Regions from separate parts of the Homo sapiens genome. Here region 2 is linked to region 1. A link is a contact called in ENCODE Hi-C data. All regions are on one chromosome and are shown on one strand. Each heading gives the region's core, a stretch centred on a gene start or an enhancer-like site at or near the end of the contact. The rest is flanking DNA. Distances are from core to core; before and after follow the strand shown. Region 1 holds the start of MS4A8 (membrane spanning 4-domains A8). Region 2 holds the start of CCDC86 (coiled-coil domain containing 86).

Region 1 (4,497 bases), core at 1,919-4,418:
ATCAGCCAAGATGAGGTCACACTGGAGTAGAGTGGGTCTCCAATCCAATATGATTGGTGTCCTTATAAAAAATGCCATGTGGGCCAGGCACAGTGGCTCACACCTGTAATCTCAGCACTTTGGGAAGCTGAGACGGGCGGATCACAGGTCAGGAGTTCAAGACCAGCCTGGCCAACATGGTGAAACCCTGTCTCTACAAAAATACAAAAACTAGCTCGGCATGATGGTGGGTGCCTGTAATCCCAGCTACTTGGGAGGCTGAGGCGGGAGAATCGCTTAAACCCAGGAGGCAGAGGTTGCAGTGAGCCAAGACTGCGCCACTGCGCTCCAGCCTGGGTGACAGAGTGAGACTCTGTCTCAAAAAAACAAAGTTTTCAACTTTATTATGGTGTGAAAGTGACATGAATTCAGTAGAAACCGTATTTGGAGTACCCATACAATCATTCTGCTTTTCATTTTCAGTCCAGTGTTCAGTAAACTACATTAGATATTCAAGAACACTATTAAATAGGCTTTGTGTTAGATGATTTTGCCCAGCTGTAAGCTAACCTAAGTGTTCTGAACTTGTTTAAGGTAGGCGAGGCTAAGCTATGATGTTTGGTAGGCTACATGTATTAAATGTATTTTTTACTTATGATATTTTTAATTTACGATGGGTACACTGGGACATAATCCCATTGTAAATGAAAGAACATCTGTGTATGTTTGTATATTACACACGTGGTAGCAAATACAAATATATTACTTCCTTAAATTCACATAAATGTAAGCAAATTATACACAGTGTCTGCCCCTTACTTTCTTCCATTAACTCCATATCTTGGGGTGTGTCCCTATCATTACACAAAGAGCTTTCTTGTTCTTTTCATAGCTCCACTACATTTTATTCTTTGGATGCACTGACTTAACCAGTATATTACACTGACTTAACCAATATACTGACTTAACCGGTATTATATTGATGGATATTACAATATTTTTGTTATCACAAACCACGCTGCAATGAATAAGCTCATACATATCACAGTTTTTGTGGGCACAGGCATATCTGGAGGATGAAGTTCCAGCAATGGAATTATTGGATATTTTGTAAATTTGGCAGATACAAATTTCCCTCCCTAAGGGTTGTATCAATTTTTGTTCCCATGAGCACTATCTGAGGGTGGAGCTAGGGTTGGAGCTCGGGCAGTCTGCATCCAAATTCATGCCCATCATTCAGCTACACAGTGAAATGGGCCTTTCTTTGTCCAGCGCAGGACAGCCTCTCAGGGGTTGCGGTGACCATTTATGTTGTTGGTTGCCTAACCTGCTTTGTTTCCTGTTGGGCAAATATTTGATTCGATCTTATTGGATTCTGACTCCACCTTGTGGTCTATTTTGGTCTTGCTGGGACCCCTTTCTTCAGAGGCCACAGGGCTGGGCGTGGATCCTGGCAACAGGATCAACCTTCAAGCGTGCTGCTTTTTTGTTGCTTTTCTTTCTCTTTCCGAAAATGCCTAAATCAGAAAATACAAGGTCTGAGCAGAGGCCGCCTGTGATGTTGTGCAGCTGAGCTTTCTAATAGACCTGTGCTTGGCAAGGCGCGATCAACTCAGCCCCACTTGCGGGATGTAGTGTTTGTGTATTTCCCAGGCCTTCCCTTCCCCCTGCCATCACTCCAGCTGTGCAGTCTGTGGCCTGCAAAGGGAAATCTCACTTACCCCCAAGGTTTTGCCTTCTTTCAGAGCTTTCTGCACAGGCTGCCCATTCACATTCGACACCAAACTAGGTGGGTTCCCAGGAACTAGGTGGACTTGCGGCTGGCTGTTTGGATACAGGGGCACGTGAGACATAATTCCTGGGGTCACAGGATAACCATTGTGGGGTGCCACCACCAACACAGAATTGGCCACCGGAACTGCTGAAGTCATCGAATTCATGCTGCCAAGAAATAAATGCGAGAGAATTTTCCCTCACATATGGACTTGTCCTTTAAAAAGGACTTTTGCTTCTTCTAGCTCATTGGAGCATCTTAACCCTCTACAAGTTTATGAATCCCATGTTACAAATAATAGATATCAGTTATAGGGCACTTAAGAGGTGCTTTACAAATACATTTCCTTTCATCCTCTCACCCGCCCAGTTTTACAGATGAGAAAACTAAGACTCAAAGAGGCTAAAGGCTACCAGAGGGCAAGGGGTCCATCTTTTCCATCTTTGTGTCTCTCATAGTGTTTATTTTTTAATTTTTTTTTGAGACAGAGTCTGGCTCTGTCACCCAGGCTGGAGTGCAGTGGTACGATCTTGGCTCACTGCAACCTCCGCCTCCCAGGTTCAAGCAATTCTCCTGCCTCAGCCTCCTGAGTATCTGGGATTACAGGCCCCCGCCACCACACCCAGCTAATTTTTGTATTTTTAGTAGAGATGGGGTTTCCCCCTGTTGGCCAGGCTGGTCTCGAACTCCTGACCTCAGGCGATCCGCTTGCCTCGGCCTCCCAAAGTGCTGGGATTACAGATGTGAACCACCGCACCCGGCCTCTCATAGTGTTTAGAGTGCTGCTTTGCATATGTTAGTACTGGCTGAAAGCAAAAGTTCAGAACTAGAAAATCTCTTGGACAACATTGAGTTCAATTCTCTCATTTTCTGGAAAAGGAAACAGGGTGAGAGAGTGGACAAGAATCCTCCAAGGTCCCAGGTATGTCAATATTAGTTAAATGGAGATTATCCTTCTCAAGGGAAGCCCCATTGCCAAGGCAGTGTCTGTTCATTGGGTGGCTTCCACTGCTCAATTTTCTAGGCTACTTATACATTCTAATGTGGTTTTAAAAATTCTTTTTCTTTTTGTTTCTCCCATCCCCCTCCATGTCCTATCTTTCTCTTTCTTTCTCTTGGAGCAGACTCAATAAAGCTAGTACAATACACTCTGTCTATCCCTCATCCACACTGGTTCGCCGTAAGTCTCACTTGGTAGAAAAACCTTATCACCAACTCCCAGTTACCAACCACCAGATTAAGCAGACTCACCTTGCTCTGCCAGCAGCCACGTATCTCTTGATCCTATTCCTTTTCTTTGCTGTGGGGACCTTGTTTTTTTTCCTGAGAGAATGAATGTACTGGGGCCAGTTGGGTGGTAGGGTTAGAAGGATCCGAAGTCCTCTATTTCCTGGATGCAGGCCAGGTTACATGCTGCTTAGAGCTCAGTTTCATTCGTATTTATTTCCTGTTTTGGTTAATGAGCCAGTTAAATATGGTTTGATTTGACAAGAGTCTATGGTATAATCTCCATGGAGAAGAAAGGGTTGGGCTGGTTGCTCTGGGAGACACAGAAATGAACTGGGCACCCAGGGTGTGCTGTATTTAGCTGTAACATGAGACAGGATGAAATAAACACCACAGAAGAGAGATAAATGTCCCCACAGGAGAACAGAGGAGAAAATGATTTGTTGGACTTGAAGAGATTAGGGAAGACTTCAAACAGAAGGTGGCATATGAAATCAATAAACTGCAGTCCAGAAAGGGATAGAATCACAGCGAGTGAAATGAGACTTGTAATCAACTTAGATCTATTTTCATCCAAGTCAGAGCCAATAGAAAATCAGAAGCCATCCATGGGAGGGCATTCCACATATCTATGACATACATCGTGTGAATTGCACAGTACAAAAACAGCTGCATGTAATAGTCCATGACAGATTTACCGTTGAAGAAGGTGAACAATGAAGAACAAATGAAGTTGATGGGATGGCTAGAACATTGTAAGATGGTCAAAACAAAAAGAACACCGTTGAGGGTATGGAAAGGGAAAAGTCTTGGGGAAGAGAAGGTAGAGATATGTTGGGAATGGCTCACAGTGAAGGACATTGAATGTAAAAAAGATGAAAAGGTAGCTGGAGTCAGACTTCACTTTTTTGTTGTTGTTTGTATTTTTTAGAGACAGGGTCTTGCTCAGGCTGGAGTGCAGTGATAGTTCACTGCAGCCTCAAACTCCCAGGCTCAAGCAATCCACCTGCCTCAGCCTCCTGAATAGCTGGGACTGCAGGCACGCACTACTGTGGCCAGCTAAATCTTAAAATTTTTTGTAGAGACAGGATTTCACTATGCTGCCCAGGCTGGTCTTCAATTCCTGGCCTCAAATGATTCTCCTGCCTCGGCCTCCCAAAGTGCAGGGATTACAGGAGTGAGCCACCATGCCTAACCCAAATTTTACTTCTTTACCCATTTTTTCTATCAGATTCCTGGACCTTTGTCCCTTAATTTTTAAAGAGTTCTTTACATACTAGGGATTTTAGGTCTTTGTCTTTGGTATATTCTCCAATTTTGACAGTGTCTTTTGATTTTGTTTAGGGTGGTTTTCTGTCAAGAAAAATTTTAAAAATTTTTGTAGTAAAATTTATCAGTCTTATCTTTTATTACCTATGCATTTGAGTCATTGTTTGAAAGCCTTTCCTAACACTAAGATTAAACAGGAATTTAGCTGTGTTTTCTTCTAATACTTGTATTGTTTTACTTTTTACATT
Region 2 (4,398 bases), core at 758-3,257, 140 kb before region 1:
CGCTCAACTTGCTCATCACCCTCTTCCCACCTGAACCAGCCTCCTCCAGTTCCACATGGCCATCAACGGCCCTGCCATTCTCCTGTGACCCCCTGGGACAGGGCAGAGGGGTAGTGCCATCATCCACTTCTCCAACAGTTACAGTCACTCTAGCCTCAAAGTCTCTCCCATGGGAGACTTGCAGTAAATTACTCTGTAAGCCTCAGTTTCTTCTGTTTCATCAGGGGTGGGGGGATAATATCCACAGCCTAGGGTTTTAAGGATACAAGAAAAGGGCCTAGCACGAAGCCTGGCACAGAGTCAGCTTCTTCCTTAAAAACACCCTCCTTCCTCATGGTCCCTCACAGGCATACATCCCTGACTCTCCCCTGTGGTTCCCATTAGCTCGAATTGGAACTGAATCCCACACCTCTCCTTCATGGCAGCCTACACTCTTCCTTCTTCAGATGAGCTACTTCGTTCCTTCATTAAATAAGCATTCATTGGGCATTTACTATGCCCTTGGCACAGAAAGACAAGAAAGATCTCGTGCCTGCCCCTTAAGAAGGTCGCAATCCAATTCAAGGTGGATCTACAGGGATTGGGTAAAGGGGTTTTTTGCACACAGGCTTCGGAATCAGATCTGTGCTCAGGTCCTGTGCCTACCACTCATTTAGCCTTGGTTTCCTCACACAAAAAACAGGAATAATAACACCGCCTGCTTCACAGGGCTGACGTGCAGATTAAGCGTGATGACACATGCTGTTCCATGTTTGAAAGGCTGTTGACTGGTAAATCCTTATTAAGGCTGTTGACTGGTAAATCCTTATATAATCAGTGCTCAGTAATACTTTTTATCTTAAAGGCAAATAACTGTAATAGACTATATTGGATGAAGACCTCACTGCTTTGATCAAGTAATGGCTGGTTTACTTGCTTCTGCTTCTCTCACTAGAGAGGGCAGACAACGGTAAATGTCTGTTGAACGAATACAGACCTGAGGTGCTACAGGAGAGGCCCATAGGGACCCTGAGGAGGAAAGGCATCAGAGAAATTGATCTTTGAGGGCCTGGCCCCACCCTCTCCGGGATCCCAGGGCATTTTACCACATTCTGATTGTAATTACCTGTTTGCTAACATCCCCACTAACGTGAGCTCTCTCTAACCCTGGGGCTATTCTCCAGGCTGCAGCAGGGCAAAGGCGGGGTCCCAACACCATAGAGAACGCCACCCCTGTCCATGCTGTCCCCCACTTCACCTTTTCTTGGAGCGGTCCTTCCACACTCGCCCCGATTTGGGCTTCCCCTTCGGGATTACAGGAAGCTCCTCTTTATTCAACTTCTTGGACGCTGGGGCCTGGGATGAAGAACCTTTTCGCTTCTTTGCCCCGAAGCCGCCTGTCACCGTCTCCCCAGCTGGAGGTGGCTTGCTCGGCTCATGCTGACCCCGGGGGGAGCCAGGTGCCCTGGGTGTCAGCTCCAGTAGTGGCTGAGAGGGCTCCGGACCGGGAGCTTGCTGACCGGGGTAAGGCTCTGGTGATCCTGGGACCGGCGGTAGCTGATGCTGGGGGGCCCCCGGGGTCAGCTCCTCCTTATTCTGGGCCAACTCCGAGGCCAGTACTCCCTGGTCCTGAGAACACTTTGGTGCCTCCTCACTTGGCTTCGGCTGACATCGTGGGGATTCAGGACTGTACTCTGGCTGTCTTTGAGGCGACTCCAGGTGTAGGTCTTGCTGACGCTGGGGGGACGCTGCGCCTGGCTCTGGCTGCCCTTGGGGTGACTCCAAGCCTGCACCCTGCTGCAGACGGGGTGATCCTGGGCTTGTCTTCGGCGGCCTTTCGGGGGACCCCAGGCCAGCCCGCTGCACACTCGGAGGAGACCCGGGCTCCCTCGTTTCTTCTGGGTTCGACTCGAACTCCACAAGGGCCCGTCTCGTCCGCGAAACTGAGGTGAGGCTCTCGGGGGATTCGGGCCTTAGGCCTCCCAGCCGTCGGCTGCGCCTTAACGGTGTATCCATGGCTCAGCCGGTAAGTTTCCACACCCCTGCGCACGTGCAGCCCCCGCCGAAACCGGCGCCTTCCTATGACGTCAGGAGTCGCCGCGTCCGTGACGCACAGGAGGGGGGCTGTTGCTGAGGCGGCCATGTTGGTGAGGGGTGGAGAGGCGGGACCGGGGTTGGGGAGAGTGGGGCTCAGCATGCGCATGCGCAATTCGCGCGAGCGCAGTCAACATGTGATTGATGAGCCAGTCTTTTTCCTGGGATTCGCTTTTGCCTTTCTTGCAAAGTTTCCTGGGGAAAGAAGAGCGAGCAAGTAGAAAAGGGAAAGTGGGAGGACCCATTTCAGGGAGAGAACAGAGTCGAAAAAAGGTCCGAGGAGCCCATAGGCAAGGCCCAGTGGATGTTTTGCAGCCAACTCCGGTGCAGTTGGGCAGAGTCCTGCCCTCCTTGGGCCTGTTTTCTCATTTGTAATAGGGGTCATTTTGCACTAGCTTCGTGCATCCCAAATGATCCTGTCAGAGTCCTCCTCCCACCTACCTGAGGGACTGCTACCTGGGGGTCCTGGAGGTGGAAGATCGGTCTTTTCTGTGTTAATTGTTCACACTCTTGATTCTTCCGTCCTGTGCTTCCGTATATAATCCATAGCTCTCCCTCCCTTTTCAGCGTTTTCAACGTTTGTGAGGGAAGTTGAGGTACCAATAAGATGCACCACCTTTGTCCTGTGGCTCACCTGGGCCCTCGACCAGCTGCATATCCTCCCACGTCCCTCTTCTTCTACCCCAGTTCTAGAAACGGGTTGGATCATCTCCGATCTTCCTTTCAGCCCAGACAGTGGTTTTTGCTCGTGTGTGAACCTGCTTCGCCTCCCCTCCCTTCCCTTGCTATTCACCTGTAAATGTACTTTGCTTACTAAGCACTTTGGGACCTCACCAGTGAGCAGGTGTTGACTTCTGGACCTCCCAAGGCCTAGAGAAGACTCTCGGGATGTGGGGTTGGGGAATGTGGGGCTGTGGAGACTTTCGTGTGAGACCTAGGAGTGGGGCTTTGATTTACTTACAGCATGCTTCTTAGGAAGAACATCTTGGAAGTGGCCCAGTTGTGTAATTCTTGGAACTGCCTGGGGTTGGCCATTAAAGGTCCCAGGGCCCCGTCTGACATTCCAGTGGTTTCTTTTAGAAACCATTGTTTCTCCAGCTGCGGGCTTGTGAGAGGGCCTGGGAAATTGTCCAAGAATATCAGGGATCAGAGTGTCCTCATCTTCCTCATGTTCCTGAGTCAAGGAGACCCCTGCAGGGGGGCTTTGCCTGCCTCACTGCTCCTCTCCGGCCATGCAGCTGTCCACAGCAGAAGCAGCCGGGACACCTCCTTGCCCAGCTCTTCCACCCCCCAACTGTCAGAGGAGTGAGTTCCATTCAGTTCCTTAAATGCCCTGCCCCTGCCTGGAGACCCCAATGATCTGACACTCAGAACCAAGCCCGGCAGGTGTTGCCAGAGTGCTGGAGGAGACTGTATGCCCCTCTGCCCTGCTCCAGTCCCCCTTGGCTTGCCCTGCCTCCTAAGCTCTTGTCCCCAGCTGGAGGGATCACTCTCCAGTGCCGATTGGATCATATCCTAGTCTAGCCTGAAATACTTCAGAGGGTGATCTCAGGTTTTCACCAGAGAGAGGGAGATGTGTTTTAGAGGAGGCCTTTGGGTGGCCCCCAGACATTTGGAGGCACTTTGTCAACCTCAGCATCAGATGGGCTCTGGCCCAGAACCCCCTACTCCCACATGAGCTCAGTTTGTCATTGTCATTATACATGGTGTGCAGAGGCCCAGAGGAGACTCCTGAAATTTTCAGAAGCGCCTGGTGTGGCGATCGCTGTTGGGACCCTGTCTCCTTACACTCCTTTGCTTTCTTTTAAAAATTATTATTATTTTTGAGACAGGGTCTTGCTCTGTTGTCCAGGCTGGAGTGCAGTGGCACAATCACAGCTCACTGCAGCCTTGACCTCCCAGGCCCCAGGGATCCTCCCACCTGAGTAGCTGGCACCACAGGCTCATGCCACCATGCCTGGCTATTTTTTTTTTTTTGTAGAAACGGGGTCTCCCTGTGTTGCTCAGGCTGGTCTTGAACTCCTGGGCTCAAGTGATCCTCCTGCCTCGGCCTCCTGAAGTGTTGGGATTACAGGCGTGAGCCACTGTGCCTGGCCACTCCTTTGCTTTTATTGCAGCTTTCTACATCACAGCTTTCTTGCCTTTAGGTGGTAGGATACTGAGGGGCTTCTCTGTAGCCCCCAGAGGCCACCAACAGGATTGAACTTGCATTGCCCACAAAGGTAATCTGCTCATGGACCCTCTTTTGGCTTCATCCCTGTCTCACTTCCCCACTTTCTTATAGATGCTTGCTGAGGTCATTCTCAGAGCAGACAAATATTGTAC

The links. A loop is a pair of places that touch in the nucleus more often than their neighbours do. Pooled maps may share reads with other maps.
Region 2: a pooled map shows a loop between it and region 1 (2.8-fold over the local background). The contact joins the promoter of CCDC86 here to the promoter of MS4A8 in region 1. A Hi-C loop is called at or near these places in 1 of 168 maps with a recorded cell type or tissue (Caco-2), 4 of 37 single-sample maps with no recorded cell type and 3 of 50 pooled maps.

The regions. Positions count from the first base shown.
Region 1 is chr11:60,698,283-60,702,779 of GRCh38, reverse strand. MS4A8 (membrane spanning 4-domains A8) reads right to left here and starts at 3,168. Exons shown (of 7, transcript NM_031457.2): 1 at 3,005-3,168; 2 at 1,701-1,920. The coding sequence starts at 1,919. All of the region lies in intron 2 of LOC105369321 (a long non-coding RNA gene), which reads left to right. RefSeq lists enhancers at 1,123-1,622, 1,623-2,124.
Region 2 is chr11:60,839,722-60,844,119 of GRCh38, reverse strand. It overlaps CCDC86 (coiled-coil domain containing 86), which reads right to left and starts at 2,007. Exons shown (of 4, transcript NM_024098.4): 1 at 1,238-2,007. The coding sequence starts at 1,995. It overlaps CCDC86-AS1 (CCDC86 antisense RNA 1), which reads left to right. Exons shown (of 2, transcript NR_182293.1): 2 at 2,140-2,314. RefSeq lists enhancers at 1,582-1,811, 1,718-2,917.